3 separate regions of the Homo sapiens genome follow, and regions 2 and 3 are each linked to region 1. Evidence: chromatin loops called from intact Hi-C (ENCODE). Cell type or tissue: A673. All regions are shown on one strand. Each heading gives the region's core, and the rest is flanking DNA. Links, peaks and the distances in the headings are about the cores only.

Region 1 (6,016 bases), core at 1,293-3,792:
GCTTCCCTTGTCCAGGCCCCTGACAACAGTCATGGGTGGCGGGGCCTCCAGTTTCAGTGAGCTTTGGGGATTTTCTGTAGCGCACCACCTTCCGCTCCTTAACCTGCATGAACAGAGATGACCATGGCCCATCAGAAGATGGAGAAACTAGACAGGGGGGCATGTGTGCCCCCTTTTCCAGAGCCTCACAATGACTCAGCGTTTGGGCAAGAGATGGATCCCAGGACTCCCAAACATTCTTCCAGCCTCGCACAGTTCACCAGAGAGTCACAGTGACTCATTCTCATCCTCAAAGTCTTTTCCCACTCAGGTGTCTGGTAAGAAGCCTGGTTAGAAGCTCCACTGCAGGAAGAAGGACATCTTGCCATGTGTTTTGAACACATGTTGTCTTGTTATATGTTGTGAACATAGATGTTTTCAATTGATTTTAACAAAACACATTATACATTCCATTAAGAAAAAAAAACAATCAGTGTGTTTGCTTTGCTGTCTGTGAAAGATGTTTCAAATGAAGTGGAGTGATCTAATTTCATTGTCGGCTCCTGAAGAATTCATATAGCAGAGTGAAAACATCCATCAGTATTTGGACATGTACTCCTTGTGGTTTAAAATAAGGGCCAAGCACGCCTTTTATTTGGTGATATTCAACATAAAGAAGGCGTTTTCTATGTTTTTGTGATCTCATTTTGCTTTCTTTGAAGACGAATATCATTTTTAGAACAAAAAAGATTGTAAAATAATTATGTCATCAGAATTCAATGATAATTCACAGGAAAACAGGACACTGATTGTGTTGGTCAAACAGCCCATGCGCACGGTAAGCCGAGTGTGACTTTGTTTATCAAATGCTCATGTGGCGAGACCGATCTCTGGACTCTGTCCTGGGTTCCCGGGCTCCACCCAGGCTGCATCTCCCATCCCCCCGGTGCACACGCTGTGTTGCTGCATCTCCCAACCCCCGGTGCACACGCTGTGTTGCTGCATCTCACATCCCCCGGTGCACACGCTGTGTTGCTGCATCTCCCATCCCCCGGTGCACACGCTGCGTTGCTGCATCTCGCATCCCCCCGGTGCACACCCTGTGTTGCTGCATCTCGCATCCCCCTGGTGCACACGCTGTGTTGCAGTTCTTGCCTCGTAGGAGCCGTCCATGGCAGCTGGCAGGTGGAGGATCCTGCCTTTTGAGTACTGTGTTCCTGGGTCAGTGCAAAGTCAGGTGCACTGGAGCAGGCTCCTATCAGCTAAACATTCAGGAAGTTTGAGAGGCTGATGTTAAGGTAGCTTGAAGTGGTCATGAGAGAAAAATTTGCACCCTGAAAGTTGACAAATGCTTCAAATCAGGACTCCTCCTCCATCCTGTCCCAGCTGAATACAGAGAAACGATTCATCTTTTGCCGACCTCTGTTGCCTTTTGGCAAAGTAAAGTCATGAGACTTCAGGAAGCAATTCAACTTCTCAAAATGAATTAAATAGCTTTCATGAGCTTGCAAATGTCTGCCTTTCTTATAGGAGGAGGCAGAGGGTTCAGCCTCCCTAGAGAAGTGATATTATAATCTCCACCTCTGTCTCCTTTTGGCAAAGTGAAGTCACGAGATTTCGGGAAGCAATTCCCGTCTACATTCAGCACCTGCAATTGCATTAAAGGACATCCCGGGCAGAGGAAAAGCAAGGCCACGGGCACAGGGCGGGGCAGTGGCAAAGGTGATGGGGAAGGGTGGCTGCCGACATGGTGGTCAGCAGGCTGCAGCCACCTTGTGACCAGGAGGTATGCCTTGCTCAGAAGCCCAGATGCTTGATGCATGTACCGTCCAGATGTTCTAAGCCATGTGCACAGAGAGCCCTCGGGCCTAACAACACATACATCACTGTCAATCCCGAAGCACCGTCATGGAGATTTATCCACCCTCCAACAGCATCAGTGCCCAGGAATCCGCCCAGATGAGATGAGTTCCAGGAAAATGTTGTCCCTCAGGAGTCCTGGGCTTTACTTTCAGATACACTACTCTCTTCAGGTATGAATTCCATAGTCATTTCCATGTTAAGCCTCAGCCTTTTCAGTGTAAAATGGCAGTTCCAGGGGGAAATGTTGTACAGTAGGATAAGCCAGACTCAAATTACTGAAAACATCCTGAATTAGTAGCCACATTTCCACGTTTCGGTGGCCCCTGGCAGGTGGAGGTTATCAGAGCGTCTGGCAGCCCTCTCATTCCCAGGCTAAAATGAGGTCTGACTGCAGCTCATACAGCTGGAGTGTGGCCTGGTGAGGAAGGGTTTAGAAGACCGAGAGGAGGCTAACATCCTACAAAGCACAACAGTCACTTCCTGAAACATACCTTAGGTGTGATTTTAAACTTGACTCATTTGACGCACTTTTTCTGGCACTTACAGAGATGAGGCCATCTTCTCTTCTGACTGCTTTAAGCTCTTGCCAGGCATTGCCAAAAAAAAAAAATAACCTGGGGACGAGCCGCCCACCCAGCAGTAGTATTGATCCGTGCTTGCCAACGGTCCTTTGCTTTCGTGTCTGTAAGCTGTGGCTCCCTGCGGGTCAGTCTTCCTGACTCAGAGGAGCAGACACTTCTGCATTACTCACTGTTCTAAAACGTCCTTGTAAACACCAGAGATTTATTCTTCAGCTTTGCTGTCAGATGGCTAATCTCTCATTTATGGGTTTGTGCTGACTAGTGCATAGCCAGCACAGCACGGGCTGCCGCTCTCCACTCCCCCAGAGAAGGGCCCAGGGTCCCCCCTGCCCCGGCTCCCAGAGCTCAGCTCTGGTATTCAAGGCAGGACCTACCCACCTGCCTGAGGGCTCGCCAACAGTGTTACATGACGACCTAGAATAAAAGCTGCAGAGACTTCAAAAGAGAGGTCTCCTTTAAAGGCAGTGAAGTAGGCGTTTTGGAGAAAAGATGTCTATGGTTGCTAAACACTCACATTTTCAGGAGCCTTGGTAAACCTGGAGAAACTGTTTGATTTCTAAGTCAACATACTTCACCCAGTCATCCTTCCATTTGGTTAAACTGCATAAAGCTCATCACTGTAACATCACTTCACTAGGGGGCTGACCCCCTCTGTCTCCTTTAACAAAGGCAGATATTTGCAAGCCCGTGAAACACAGTGGGCTGAACATGTTCCTACATTGTTATATTGGAAGTGGAAGCAGCTGCTCCTAATTTGGTCATCTTCCCTCAAGCAGGAAGGTGTCGCCAAGCAGAGGGTCCCACGGAGCCAAGACTCCACAGACTGCTACGTGACCACAGGGATGGGTTAGACCCGCTTCCAGCTTCTGCAGCTAAAGCAACAGCCCCCACAGGGCAGAGGAAAGCGACAAAACCAAATCCCAGCGCTTCTGAAATGGACACATCTGCCCTCTGGAAAAAATCAATTGGCGTTGCCGTGACAGATTCTGCCGCCCAGCAAGACGCGAAGTGATTTAGTAATCTAGTTGTTTTTTGTTTTTGATTAAGCAAACAGTTTTCTACAAAAGCAGCTAACCCTCTCCTATCATTGCCGGAGCATGGGCTTGGTAAAGGAAGTAGGTGCAAAATGCTGGATTTTATTGATTCTCCAAATGAAGTGTTCCCACAAGGCGAAGAGGTGGAGCTCCGGAAATGCTCACCGTGTCTGTCTTCTCCCTGGCATGGTGGGGCTGGCTGCACAAACACTCGAAGAAGTCTTTGAATGCCAGCCCTCAGCACGTGGGGCAGGTGCAATGGTGCCTGGAGTCTCAAAGCTGAGTCATGTAAGAATCCGCTTAAAATGGGTTCAATGTTGACAAACACTGACTTAAAAAAAAATTTAACACTGACTTTAAAAAGCCAGTCTATTAAAATGTCTTTCAACTGTAAATGTTTACATCAAAAGTTTCATCTTTATAATCACTAATTTAAAAAAACTACCAGTGAAGTGAACACACACACACACGCACTCTCACACACATGCACGCACACACACACACGCACATGTGTGCACACACAATGCACACACACGCACACACACAAAGCACATATGCACACGCACACACAGGCACACATGCACACACACCCGCGCACACACACGTGATTATCTTCTTTCTTTTTGAGATGGAGTCTCACTGTATCACCCAGGCTGGAGTACAGTGGTGCAATCTTGGCTCACTGCAGCCTCCGCCTCCCGGGTTCAAACCATTCTCCTGCCTCAGCCACCCGATTAGCTGGGACTACAGGCATGTGCCACCATGCCTGACTGATTTTGTATTTTCAGTAGAGATGGGGTTTCACCATGTTGGTCAGGCTGGTCTTGAACTCCTGACCTCAGGTGATCCACCTGCCTCAGCCTCCCAAAGCGCTGAGATTACAGGTGTAAGCCACCACGCACGGCCACGTGATTATCTTCTCACTCATCACTCTGAGTGCTATGTTTGAAGACCCCGGCTGAAGACCACTGATGTGATGTAAAGATCTGGGCTTTGCCAAGATGGATTTAAGTTTAAATTCCAGCTCCGCCACTCAGTGCCTCTGTAAATTTGGGCCATTTAAACTCTCCAGTCTGTTTATACACAAAGAGAGCAAACAGCATCTGCTCCACAGTGGCTGTGAGGCCTGCACGGAGTGTCAGGAGAGCATCTGGTACACAACAGAGAGACAATTGCAAGCTTCGCTCCGCTTTCTCCTGTAACAAATATTGATTGAATTGGTTGAATATTGATTTGGAAGCTCCATTAGCAGGTGAGTTTCCAAATGCTCACCTCCACTGAGGTGAGCTCAGGGGCTCCTCCAGGACAAAGCCAGTGGTGTGGGGAAGAACACTTTCTTCTGGGCCATTTGGGGTGAACTCCTGGGGTTGGGAGCACTGGCTCTAGGCAGCCTGTGTGTGACACCAATCTCGTTCGGACCTGGGACTTTATGCAAATGGCTTACTTCCTCTGTGCCTCAGTTTCCCTATCTATAAAATGAGGAGGGTAATAGTGCCTTCCTTAGAGGGCTGTATTAATGTTAGTCTTGGTTGTTATTATAGGAAAATGCATTTTTCCCCTCGGCCTTCTTTTGTTCAATCTCTTCAATTTTCTTCCTCTCTGATACATTTGTTATTTTTATCATGCCCCCTTTCCTGGACTAAAGGAGAATATTCAATTAAAGTAATGCAGTTTGAAAGCTCTGAAGGAGGAGTCTTTTCTTCCTCAGCCCCAATTACTTTGATAATTGGAGTGAGTCCTACATATGACCGCAGCTAAGAGCCATCGATGGGGAGATGGACACCACAATTTCCTATTTCATTACAAAAAATGGTGCCAATTAAATCGAGTCAAATCTTTCTTACCATTTAGACTTTTTACATTTTTTCTTACAGAAGGAGTAAGGGCTAATTCGGGCCCAGATTGTCAGATGTCATCCTTGTGAATGCATAAAAAGGAAACTGTAGTGGTGGGAACGGAAGGGTTCCCTGAAGCATGGTCGGAGACCCTGTCCTCGTTCCTTAAAGTCACTGATGACAGAGTGAGCAGCCGTCTGGATTGCCTGGGACAGAGGAGCTTTCGGTGCTAAAACAGGGACAGTCTGGGAAGCTGGGAGGCTGGGCCATCTTGGGTGAGGGGTGGTTTCTGCACACCGTCCACCATGTCCCTGAAGGCTTGGTCGACACACACTTCTTAGAGCACCTGCCTGACCTCCAGGGTTTCCTTCCCGCCCTGACAACAGTTTCGCAGGTGTGATGTTCACTTTCTTCGATCTTACGTGGTGGCATCCACCGAATGCTTTCAGCCAACAACCAGGACTTACATTTTATTTCCTAAACCTTATGCAGTTTATGGGTGAAAGCACTGGGGGGCATGGTTGTCTGGTGCGGTTTGTGGGTGAAAGCACTGGGGGGCATGGTTGTCTGGTGCGGTTTATGGGTGAAAGCATTGGGGGGCGTGGTTGTCTGGCGAAGGAGTTATGGGGTAACAACCATGTCACCTGTTCCTACCTTGGGGCCAAGACCTTGGAGCACCCGGAGGGCAGAAGTCTTTATCCCAGAGGTTCCAGCCCAGGGGCCT
Region 2 (6,016 bases), core at 1,401-3,900, 150 kb after region 1:
AGTGCTAGACAGCATGCGGGAAATGACTGTGTCATCTCAGCCTTGGGAGCGTCCCTCCAGGAGGGGTCCAGGACAGGAGGAAGGAAGCTCTCTCTCTCCAGCACTGACACAGAGAGGCCTTGTGGCTGCTTCATCGTCATGGAACCAGACACTTCCTGTCACCCAGGATGGAAGATGCATTTGCAGGAACAAACATTTGAAATTCCAGATAAGTCCTCAAGTGGGGTGAGGGGTGGCGATGGAGGAGAGTCATTCTTAAGGAGAATGAAGCTTTAGTTTAGCGACTAAAGTCATCGATTTGCTGTTCTGTCCCGGTGTGTGCCCTGCCCTTGCTTAGGAGACTGTAGCCAAAAGAAAAACAGAAATAAAGTGGAATTAAAAATTCAAAAATAGAAATTAAAAGATTGACTAGAGCATTATTTCTATAAGAATATTCTGATTTCAGTAAGAACTCTCAGCCGGGTGTGGTGGCTCACACCTGTAATCTCAGCACTTTGGGAGGCCAAGGTGGGTGGATTACGAGGTCAGGAGATTGGGACCATCCTGGCCAACATGGTGAAACCCCGTCTATGCTAAAGATATAAAAAATTAGCCAGGCGTGGTGGCAGGTGCCTGTAGTCCCAGCTACTTGGGAGGCTGAGGCTGGAGAATCGCTTGAACCTGGGAGGCGGAGGTTGCAGTGAGCTGAGTTCGTGCCACTGCACTCCAGCCTGGGCGACAGATTGACTCTGTCTCAAAAAACAAACAAACAAACAAACAAAAAAACAAAAAACAAAAACAAAACAAAACAAAAACTCTCATTTCTTGCTGGGGATGAAGAAGAAGCGCCATGGAAGAGTCTCCGGTTTTCTTGGAGCCCGTTGTTGCTGTCGCCTGTGACAGCGGCCAGCGACCGGGGCCTCCGGAGGCCGAGCAGCCTGGAGTTCTGCATCCTCCTGTGGCAGCCGCCTGTGTGGGCCTCTCTCACAGGCATGGAGTCCCCATGCCCAGACCCTGGGCCAGGCCCCTTCTCTGGAACTTCAGCCTCCCAGAGAACGGGTCTTTCTAAAACACAAATGTAATTACATTCTCCCCCTACACCTCTGCTTCTGAGGAACCGAACACACAAGGGTCCAAGGCTGGATCGTATCTAAAAGCAGAACTCTGACCCACACCTGCCCAGAAAGCCGACTCCTTTTCTGCAATACACAGCCCAGGAGGCCAGTGGCCCGGTCAGGCTCTCAGGGAGCCACATTGCCATCTTTAGTGAGAGCCCAGGAAGCTCAACAGTAACTTCTGTGACAATCAGCTCCGGAGGGCCAAGACTTGATCAGTCCTGACAGCTTCCTAATTTTTGTCCCTGCTTCCACTCGGGACCAACCAGAGAAGGCGAGATACGCCCCCAGGATGCCCGCCTCTCATTAGAGCTGTGGTGTCCCCAGAGCCTGGCCTCCAACAGGGCACAGCTGGGGCTCTGTGTGTTCACGGGAAGCTTCCCTGTTGTGAGCATCTCTGCCTGCCCAGCCCACTCACTGCGGCAAGCCCTGAATAAACAACCTTTGTTTGTCCACACCCGGCGGCCTTTGTTTATTCCACACTTCAAAGCCGGCAGTGGCTGTTCCCCTTGTCCCAGGTGGAACTGGGAGCTATGGGATGACCCACAAGTCCACACCTGGTGACTGTCCAGCTTCATTCCCGGCTCCGGGCCCGCTCTTCTCCCTGGATTGCTCCTGCACTATCTCTCTCTCTTCTTCCTTCCACTCGCCTGTCTTCCTCTCCCCACTCCCTCCGCCTGCCTCTTCCCCGACCCCCATCCAGCTCCTCACTGCCCAGCTTCACCGCCGCTTACCTCTAAGCTTTTACAGAGGTTCACTGCTTTCCGTCTCCTCAGGAAGGCCCAGTGTCAGGTAGGACTCTGCTGTCCTTGGGTTATTGATTAGCCAGCTTGTCTATCCTTTCCTGGGTCTGGTCTCCCAGCGGTTGGCAGCAGGGGCTGAGTCAGCAGCTGTGGTATTACAGCCATGCTCTACTTCCACGAGCAGAGAGCTAAAACTCTGCTCCAGCTGGGCCCCCAAATGCAATGCTGTCCCCAAATGTGTAAGGAATGTTGAACCATGGTCCTCTTCTCTTAGCCATATTTTTGGGACCATTTACCCACCACTGCTCTTGCTATATACATAACCTGTTTTCAGAGAGGGCTGTTTTCATAATTCTTTATCATTTCCAGGGCACCTTTTGATGTGATTGCATTTTCTACTCCAGGCCATAAAAGTTGCAGCAGCATTTAACTCAATTGAGGTAAAAATAATTTGGATAGTTGAACCAGCAAACATTTCAACTATGCAATAGCTTGATTTTATTTAGTGGGATTCAGGAGCCCAAGGCTATGTGAGGGAAGGGTTTGCAGCAGGAGGGAGGGATGAGTCTGCCTTAAGGAGCCCCAGTGCTCAGGAGAGGAGGGGAGGAGCCCCTTCCTGTCTGCACCGCCCAACCTTGACTGCACAGGCAGCCACCCAGTGAGCTCAGCACATTTGGTAACTGAGTGAATGAAAGAACACACCCTGTGTATGGCTTTCACCAGACAAGCCCCCTTTGAAAAGGGCTGTGTCTGCTGGATAGTGGCGGGGCCCATGTGACGTGATTGAGGGCCGCGGTGTGTGAACATGCCCAGTTTACAGCATCATTTCAAAGCCTAGCAGGGCCAACTATGCAAGTGATTGAAAAAGACAGTCAACAAATTCTTGTGGACTTTAATCTTTAAAAATAAATATACTTTTTATCAACCATTTAAAAACTAGGCACCATCACATTAAAGCCACATGAAATCTGTATTATATAATAATTTTGCCCTTTTTTCACTGATCTTTCATTTATTCGCAGAGATTAAATACATACTTGACCCGTAAGGTGGGACGGCATTAAATCCATTCCAGATGCGCTCCCGTTTTCCATCAGGCTTTATGTATTTAACGTTTAGGATCCAGTAACTGTACAGAACCTCGGATTCTGTCATAAGAGGGCTCTGCTATGGTTTGCGTGTGGTTTGTCTCCACCAAAACCTCTGCCAAAATTTGAAATTTGATCCCCAATGTGGTGGTGTTGGGAGGTGGGTCCTGGAGGTTTCTGGGTCATGGGGGCAGAACCCTCATGAATAGACCAACACAGTCCCTCAGAGCTAAGTGAGTTCTCGCTCTGGCGGAATGGCCTAGTTCCCGAGAGAGCAGGTGATTAAAAGAATGGCTTCCTCGGCTTCTGTCTCTTGCTTCTTCTCTCACCATGTGTCTCTTTACACACGCCCGGTCCCCTTCTGCTTTCTACCGTGGGTAGAAGCAGCATAAAGGCCTTATCAGATGCCACTGCCTGTCTAACTTTCCAGCCATGCATATCATGAGCCAAATAAGCCTTTTTTCTTTTTCAATTACCCAGTTCTGTTACAGCAACACAAAATGGACCAAGACAGGCTTTAATTATTCTACAAGCTGGAGCAAGAGGATGTAGAGAGAAAACTTTGCTGGGGTGCCCGCTTATATTCCTGAATTTGATCAGTAATGATACGCTCTGTTTTCTTCAATGATAACGTATGATTTGCTAAAGTAGGTTGGGACATTTTCCCTAATATTATAATTAAATCTTTCACAAATTCTTATAATTTAGAATTCCTGACATATTTTTTACTTTAGCTTAACTTTAATTCTTTATCCTTTCATTTTAGGATAGAAGAGGATAGGATATTTTAGGATAGAAAGGATAAAGAGCAACTTTATCCTGTTATTTTTATTTTTGTTAAAATATTTTTATTGTAAGCATGCTAGAAGTTAGTTCTAAAGACCCCGGAAGTCAAATTCTACATTGTCTACTTTTTAATCACTTGAGAGAGAGGGAAACAGCTCCTCTGTCTTCCAACGCACTTGAAGTCTGCCCCCGTCATCTAATCAATCACACCCCCTCAAATGACAGGCCACGCTCTGCCTTAGTGGGCTTCCTGGTTCATTTCTGCTTCTGTGTGAGTGGTTACAATTATGTCTGTTTAGAGGAAAAATATGCACAGAACATAAGACATTCAGGAGACGAATGTTCACCACAGGGCATCTCCATCCATCCTCTTTCTGCGCGCCTGCCTGGGCCACCTGGCCTTCTTGCAATATCCCTGTTCTCTGAATTCACAGTGCTTAAGACTCTGCCACGCCCATCAGCACCCTGTCGTCAGCCCTCTCAAAAACGGGCTTCTTATGACTGGCGTTCTAATTGTTAACTGTGTTTTAAAGCATTTCCCCAGGCTGCTATCTGCCCTGGGCCTGCACGTGGCATCTGCCCGCTCTTCCTGGTGGTGCCTGGGCGATGTTTGCAGATGGGTCAGGGAGGCTCACCAACTCTGCACACTATAGGGAGGCCATAACCTGGGCCGACTCACCCCTTGCCCCTACTGTGGGGAGCACAGACAGATGTGGGTCCCATTTTCAAACTGCCAGCTTACGCCTCCTTCCAAATCCTGAGGAGCTATCAGCTTCATTTGATGAAGGAGGAAGCCGACTCAGCCAGGCTATGAGGAGGCCAGGCGGGATGGGAACTGGAGACAGAGCTGTCCTCCTGTCCTGGGCTGCCTGGTCCCGCAGAACACTGAGCGGAGGCAAGGAGCCAGGGTGCCGGGTAGACGGGGCAGGAGGGCTAGGGAACCCTCCGAGGACCCCCATGGAATCTGTGAGAATTCTACTTCTTTACTCCAAAGCTACTGGAGAGTAGAAGAGCACTGGCAAGGCCTTGGGCCTCAGGCAAACTGAAATGCATGTTTGGGCCTCCACAGTTAAAATGGGGGAGAAAGAGAGAGCATGAGAGAGGGAGAGAGAGAGAAAGCAAAAGCCAGAGAGCACATTATTGAGGAAGAGAGAGAGGATGGAGAGACAAGGGAAGGAGAACGATTGATTGATTGATTGATTTGGACTGTCAGATCACTGAGGACCCTTCCTGCCCCCGATGCAACGGCTGCATTTTGTCTGGAGTCTGCATGGTTCTCCTGGTCAGCTTGCAGGACTGTGCGGAGCAGGAAGGAATTCGCTTGGCTGGAATGCACCCCTCCGGGCTGCAGGTTGGAAGCTGAATGTCTAGGAAACCACGCCTAGCTTTCTAAAAGACGGGCACTGTCAGAAAACCCTGAGGAGCCCAGACCCACTGCACTCACTCTCCTTATGGGCTGATTCCCTGTGATCTTGGCCTGCAACACGGAGTCGGAGCTGCCTAGAGTTGTGATACAAGCTAGGTCACCACGGAGGATGAACAGGAAGTTTGCACTTTCTGGAGAGTGCACTCAAGCTCCTGCGAAAAGCACCAATGAGTGAGCAGAATGTGTGACTCAATGGAACTTCCTAGCCACGTCTTCAGCCCGGTAGCTACAAAAACATGCGTGGACTGAGGCTGCGCCCACAGTCCTCAGTGAGGACGAGGACTCAGGCTACGGGGCTGTCGTCACAGCCTCACCTGCTAAGTGGTCCTGGAGAAGCCACGCTTCATTATAAAAATGTTGTCATTTTTATAAAATACCCTGTGAATTAACTTTTACAATAACACCCCCATCCATGAGTGGGTTTGAATCATCCTTTTAAATTTCAATGCAGGTGTTTAGAAAGCTTGAGGAAGATTCTGGCCTTCTGTTAGGAAGCAGATTTCAGGAAGGGCAGGTGAAATTGCACACAGACGAGCTCAATGGGTGTTTGAATCTGTCTGCTCTGACCCCTGGGAAATGCTTGCATTTTCTCGTGGTGTGCACAGAGAACAGACCCTGCCTCCACTGTCTTCACTGTCAGGGAGCTAAGCAGCAGCCTCCCCTCACCTACGCTTTGTTCCAGACGTGAAGTTCCTTACAGGCATCTCAAACCAACTCCTTGTTCCAGGAATATTTCACGCCTCCTTCCAAATCTACTCCTGTCCTCCTCTGGTTTTCTGACTGGCTTCCTCCCAACGATCTTGCCCCACTGCATCAGCCCTGAGGGGCCCAGGACGTCTGCGGGGACTTCAACGGCCTTCTCCACCTTCATGTAAAATT
Region 3 (6,016 bases), core at 2,026-4,525, 730 kb after region 1:
CGCAGAACCTTCAGAAGGCAAGGTGTGTCCGATGGCTGATGAAGGGTCTGTTGTAGCTTAAACCTGGAGCTCACAGAGGAAAGGGGGCACAAGATGACAGAGATGGGTGGATTCCATGTAGACTTATGAGCTACGGAGGAGTTCAGGCTCCAGCCTACAGACTTGACCAGATTTGAGTGTTTATAAAGAAAATCCTGGAGACAAGTAGAATGTGCTTTTGGGAACGGAGAGCTGAAATCTGAAACATCAGGTATGCCAGTCTTTGAATGGTCTGTGTGTGAGACCATGATATCCCGTGATGTGACACAGGGGTCAGGGTTGCAAGGTGTGTGAGAAGCAGAAGTCATTACTTGACGAGCCAGTCATTTCCACAGCTCCCAACAAGGAGACGGAAGCTCTGCGTTTCTTAGAGCCCAGTCCTGGGTCCCATGACACACACATTTTGCTTTGGTGTAGAACGCAGAACAGTGGCCTAAAGCAAATAAAATTATTTAATATGGAAATAGTAGAATATAGACAAATTGTAGAAAATGGGGTTGATGGTGTCTGCAGTGCTGACATATTGCGGGAATAGCGAAGATTTCCAGAAGAAGAATTCCAAGTTTCCAATAAGAAACTTATTAGCCCATCTATAACAATCAAATACTTCAGTTTTAATTGTAAAAATATTCACGATGTTGTAATAATGCTTTATTTCATGTAAACATGCAAGAAAAAATCTTTTGTAGGAGCCATGAGTTCTATGTAGCAAAATGTACTGTGAGTCTAATAGGTACAAGCCTAGGCTCCAATGAAAAGTATTTATCACGCTCCTAAAACAATTGATGTTTCCCAGAACATAAACCATAAACTCCACATTTTTATTTTATCATGGCACAGTGGAAAAGGGGGTGGCATATTCCAAATACAATCTATCAAAGTTTTCCTTATTTTGTCCCATACTTACTCTGTTTTCATGTTAAGCCTGTGGAACTGTTTCCCTAGCTTTAAGAACATGGCAACAAAAGACGCAGGAATCAGAGGATTCTGCCCCATAACTGAAGTATGCCCTTGGCTGTGCTGCCAGGTTAAATCCACCTCACAGCATCCGGCCTCCTGTTGGGTGGACATCCACGCTTCCCCTTTTCACTATCCCGACCCCACCCTAAATACTTGTTTTCGGAGTTGGCCGTGTCAAGCCTTGACTTACACTAGAAGGGTTACTCTTCCCTAAATACTTCATTTCGGGTTTGGCCGTGTCAAGACTTACGCTAGACGGGATGCTCTTCCCTAAATACTTGGTTTCGGAGTTGGCCATGTCAAGCCTTGACTTACACTAGAAGGGTTACTCTTCTATTGCACTCGTAGGGCAGAGAGCAGCCTATATAGACTTTGGGTTTTTTTAAAGGTTTTGCTGCAGCACCTAACTTCGAAACTTTGCTTAACTTTTGGAAGCACATGCAGTTCCTCAGAGAGATACTTAATGACTTCTAAAGTAGGTTGCCAATAAGGAAGAAAACCTTTAATCTATAAGGTGAAAAAGGGCCAACTGGGAGCTGGTGCTGTATCATGCCCCTGCTCTGAGATTCTGGGTCTGTTTTCTCATTTGTCAGATAGAGCCACAGGCCAGACAGTGTATGTAAAAGTTCCCTTCAATCTCAAATAACAGTGATTCTATGACTCTAGGTTCATTTATTCTAAATCATTTCAAACTTGTTAGGAGACGGATTTACAGTGCAGTCCATGAAGCTTGAATGTGAGCTCCCTCAGCTGCCGTCTCTTGCAGGGACTCAGGAGGGAAGCTGGACACATGTCTGTCTTCACGGAGTCTGGACAGCTCTCCATCCCCTCCCATGTCCTCTCTGCCGCCATTCCCTGGTGTCTGGTGGCATCGAAGGGATCATGAGGACTTTGAGATCCAATTTGAAAAGAGATGAACTGCAGTAATTTCACTCTGGCATGGTGGGATCCACTCATGGTTCACCATCACGTCTGTGGATAGTTGAATTACTGCTGATCTTCCCAGTGTGGAAGTGGCTTCCAGAACATTCACCCAACCACCGTGTGTCTCACCCGGCCTGTGACAAGAAGGAGCAGGGCCAGAGGTCAGTTCCGACGCAGAAGGGTCCTCCAGGGCCCAGGGGGATGGACAGCCAGGCAGACACAAGGCTCAAAGGCGCCGACCCCGAAGCTGCTCTGCAGGAAATTCTTCCAATCTGTACACCCTAAATTATATGCAGGTTCATCCCCACCTTATCCAAACAAAAGTCCTCGTCTGTCAAGCATCTCCTGTCGAGAATGCAGTACATGCAGCGATAAACACATCACACACAGGAAAAGGCATGTGGCACAAACACAATGGCAATTACTTGTGCAAGGTAGAACTTTTCAGAACCCCAGCGTCGGCAGTGCCGGGCGGGGCTGGCAGTCGGAAAAGCAAGTTCTGCGGCGGACCACGGGTTTAGGCTCACCGCGCAGTCCCAATACAACTCTATTTCCTGCGACTCTGGAAACTGAGTTTTCTTTCTGTTCTCTCTAAGGAAAACAATATTAAAATAGAGATAGCCATTGGCACATGAAAAGGTGGTTGAATAATATGCAGAAAAATTGGGGGAAATGTGTATGTGGGGCCGTTATTCAGTAGAAACATTGTATCACGTTCAGATGGGCCTTGTTGGAGAAGATTTGCTAGGTTTTCAGAACGCGTAGTGTTGTTGAGGTTTCTCTTCTCACTGCAGGCGAGGGCTTCCTGCTGTCCTTCCTGTTTGTAATTCGGTTTTACTTTTCTTACAGGGCTTCCGAAATCATTGAAGTGTCAAAACCTGAATCCACCAGAATGTGTCCATGGAACTGAAAACTATCAGATATTTAGACAGGGTGCGTTAAAGGGCTCACCGTGCGTCCGTTTTATGCCGTAATTATGTGCACAAATAATTGCATGGCCGGCGTCGCGTGAGACGCGGGAAGGACCGGGGAGCGGCAGAACCAGGGCTTCCAATTCCCGTCCGCGTTTAAAGCGCGCCAGCGCCCTCTGGTGCTCAGGCTGCGCAGCGCGCCGGCTCCGCGGGTGCCGCCAAGGGCCGGGGCTGCCTGGGGGCCTGCCCGGGGTTCCAGACCTGCTGGACCGTGCATGGCTCATCAGGCCGGGCCTGTCCAGGGGTTTGAGAACCGCAGACCTGCAGGACTGTGCATGGCTCATTAGGCCGGGTCTGTCCAGGGGGTCCAGACCTGCAGGACCGTGCATGGCTCATCAGGCCGGGCCTGTCCAGGGGTTCCAGACCCGCGGGGACCTTGGCTCCATCAGGCGGGAACCGCCCCGCGGGATTCTGAAAGGATGAATGCATTTTCCTCTTTCTAGCATGGAAGGATTGTTAATTATTTCTTCGTAGTTTTCTGTGCTTCCCTTTCTCCTTTTTGCCTCACCTGCTCTTTCCTCCTGAATCCTGAGTGATTTGGGTAAAGCCAATGGTCGGATTACCTGGGAAGAAGCTGGGAAGCCAAATGTATGAAGAGCGGGGCTTCAGATAGGGGCCACGGAGAGCCCAGGCCCAGGAGGCCTGCAGAGCCTGGGAGGAGGGAGGCTCACCCAGCCCGGGGCCTGGCCCCATGGGGGTCCTGCTGCAGAGGAGGAGGGAGGCTCACCCAGCGCTGGGCCTGGCCCCTGGTGGTCCTCCTGCAGATGTAGCCGTGAGGGCTGCTGACCCCCTCCAACTTCACCGCCTCTCCTGAATCCCAGGCCATCCCAGCCTCGTCTGGCGGTGTGAAGAGTGGATCTGAATTCCAAAGATCTGGGTCTTGCTCTGACTTTCCCCATTTGCTGCAGTTTGAGGAAGTAACGAATTATTTTGGAATCTTCATGTGTGTACATTTTAATTTTTAAAATAAGGGTAAAAAAATTCCACCATTGCAGGTGACTGAAAGTGAGGAGGGAGAGCTTGTGTGGAAGGACATGAAAAATTGCTCTCGGAGCCAACAACTGCTGCTCCCTTCTCCCTGCACCCTCTAGACAGGCGCTGTTCCTGACCCTGTGAAGAGGCAGCGTCATGCGGGGCGATGGGAACACAGAGACTGCAGCATGGACAGACGTTTGTGTTGCAAGCAGACACACACCTCCAGGGTAAATGTTTATTCCAGAGGCACCACCATTCCCACGCCCAGCGAGTGTGCATTCTTTCTGGATTCAGAGCCCCACAGTTGTGTTTGTGAGTCATCAATGGTGAACGGTGGGGCCTTCTGGGGACAGGGGTGTGATCCATGTCTCCGTTTTCAGGTGACAACACCAGTCCCCCACCCACCTCACCCCAAACAAAGAGGCCACTGATCCGGGCCGCACAGACACCGCAGCCAGCAGCCATGCGGCCCCGCCTTTTCATTTATTAAGCAGAGATTAATAATGGTATATTTACGGCCTGTCTGCGGCCGAGCGACACTGCGGCATTGATTCATTTCTGACCCTAGTATTGCGGGAACAACGACGCCGTTGAGTTCGCTGCTAGATTTATCACTTGAGGAGGTGGGAGGAGAAGGGGGTTACTGCAAATAGAAAACGCACCTCTGGAAGCCCTTATTTATGAGCTGCTCAGGAACCGACCCCAAGACATAGCCACGCAGTTTCCAGTAACTGGGCGCTGTCACTGGCGGGGCCTCCCCAGGTGGTGGCCGTCGGAGGCTGTGGCCGGGAGGTGGCCCCGGTGCCGGCCGGGCCACACGGACAGCGTCTGGGGCAGCCGCGCCCCTCCGTCCCCAGGCCGCAGGCTGGCCACCCTGGCCGGGCGCGCACAAGATTTACACACCATCGGCGCCCACAGAGTCGACGGGCCAGCTCAGCTTTTTCATTAGCGTCCCCACATGGCACAGCAGAGAGTTCCTACGTCACCTCCAGAATGTATTATGCAAGGGCTATTTCTGTATTTCTGTATCTACTGAGAGGTTATGTCAGGCAGCCCATCAACGGAAAAATGTGAAAGCAGGTTGTGACAGAACGAATATTCAGCCCAGCCCAGCACTGGACACAGATTAGGAGTTCATAAAATATTAATATTTGTGGGCCGATGGATTTTTGTCAGCTTCTGTGGTTTATTTCTCTTCTTTTTTCTCTTTCTTTTTTCCTTTTCCTCTTAAAAAAAAGAAGTTTAAAATGCATGACATACTATCAGTTGTTAATGAGAAAGTAAAAAGTGTAAGAAGTATTCTAAAAATAACAGATGTTCTTTCTGTATTCCTATTTGTGATTTTTTTTTCTTTATTAAAAAGAACCTTTGTGTTTGCACCCTGGCGGGTTTCACTGCTCTGAAAAAGGGACTGATGTAATTTAAAGTTAGTTAATATTTAAAAAGCGGTTCCTGCCCACACTCAGCATTTGTGGAGTCAAACGGAGGTTGTGCCGGTCCGTCGCTGAGACTTATCTCAGGAAGCGCACAGGCACGGTGCTCGCCCTGAGAGTGAGAATCGCTTGAACCCAGGGAATGAAAAGGTTATTATCCCTGACTTAGGGCCTATTCCCTTCCCCACTTACTGTTACCCTTCCCTCAGAAACATTCACAGTCGAAAATGAGGATTGAGTGTATCTCGTGAGAAGAACCACCTGGTTCTCCCGCAGAATCATAGCCCAGGATGAAAGCATTTCTCCCACTGAAAGTTGAATTTAAGGACCCAACATCTTTTCATCATATGGCACACCTCAGAAAACAAAAACAAAAAGTACAGAGAGAAAAGCAAACCCAGCGTCACCCACCTCGCCCGAGAGCCGTGCTCACTAGAGGCCAGGTGCCTCATTCCTTCGCTTGAACCCGGGAGGCGGAGGTTGCAGTGAGCTGAGATCGCGCCACTGCACTCCAGCCTGGGCAACAGAACAAGACTCCATCTCAAAAAAAAAAAAAAAAAGTTATAATCGTTTGTGAATACACAAGTGAAATTTTTGTAGGTGAATGAGTAAACCTTTATTAAAGTTTGCAGTAACTTTTCCTGTTTGGGAGCCAATAAAATTGTGTTCAGAAACATTTCCGTAGACTCTTGAAGAGCTTGTAGCAGCAAAAGA

What was found. Hi-C counts contacts between places; a loop is a spot of excess contacts. Peaks named below come from ENCODE experiments on the same cell type or tissue, not always from the same donor. Only the 100,000 strongest peaks of a DNase experiment are listed, where the experiment ranks them.
Region 2: a loop joins it to region 1, with 2.1 times the contacts of the local background. A loop is called at or near these places in 3 of 110 quality-filtered maps.
Region 3: a loop joins it to region 1, with 13 times the contacts of the local background. A loop is called at or near these places in 26 of 110 quality-filtered maps.

The regions. Positions count from the first base shown.
Region 1 is chr6:168,155,154-168,161,169 of GRCh38, forward strand. No RefSeq gene overlaps it. Among named protein-coding and RNA genes, the nearest start is that of FRMD1, 79 kb to the left of the region's middle. RefSeq lists enhancers at 496-1,495, 1,496-2,493, 2,494-3,492. In A673, for the core only: no CTCF peak of the experiment used is centred there; DNase peaks (open chromatin) are centred at 2,628, 3,238 and 3,668; H3K27ac peaks cover 1,814 bases.
Region 2 is chr6:168,300,249-168,306,264 of GRCh38, forward strand. It overlaps a transcript of DACT2 not described here. Among named protein-coding and RNA genes, the nearest start is that of DACT2, 17 kb to the right of the region's middle. RefSeq lists an enhancer at 416-1,404 and a silencer at 2,301-2,555. In A673, for the core only: no CTCF peak of the experiment used is centred there; DNase peaks (open chromatin) are centred at 1,433, 1,893 and 2,503; H3K4me3 peaks cover 987 bases; H3K27ac peaks cover 2,183 bases.
Region 3 is chr6:168,881,799-168,887,814 of GRCh38, forward strand. No RefSeq gene overlaps it. Among named protein-coding and RNA genes, the nearest start is that of LINC01615, 280 kb to the right of the region's middle. In A673, for the core only: a CTCF peak has its summit at 3,022 (motif pointing left); a DNase peak (open chromatin) is centred at 2,973.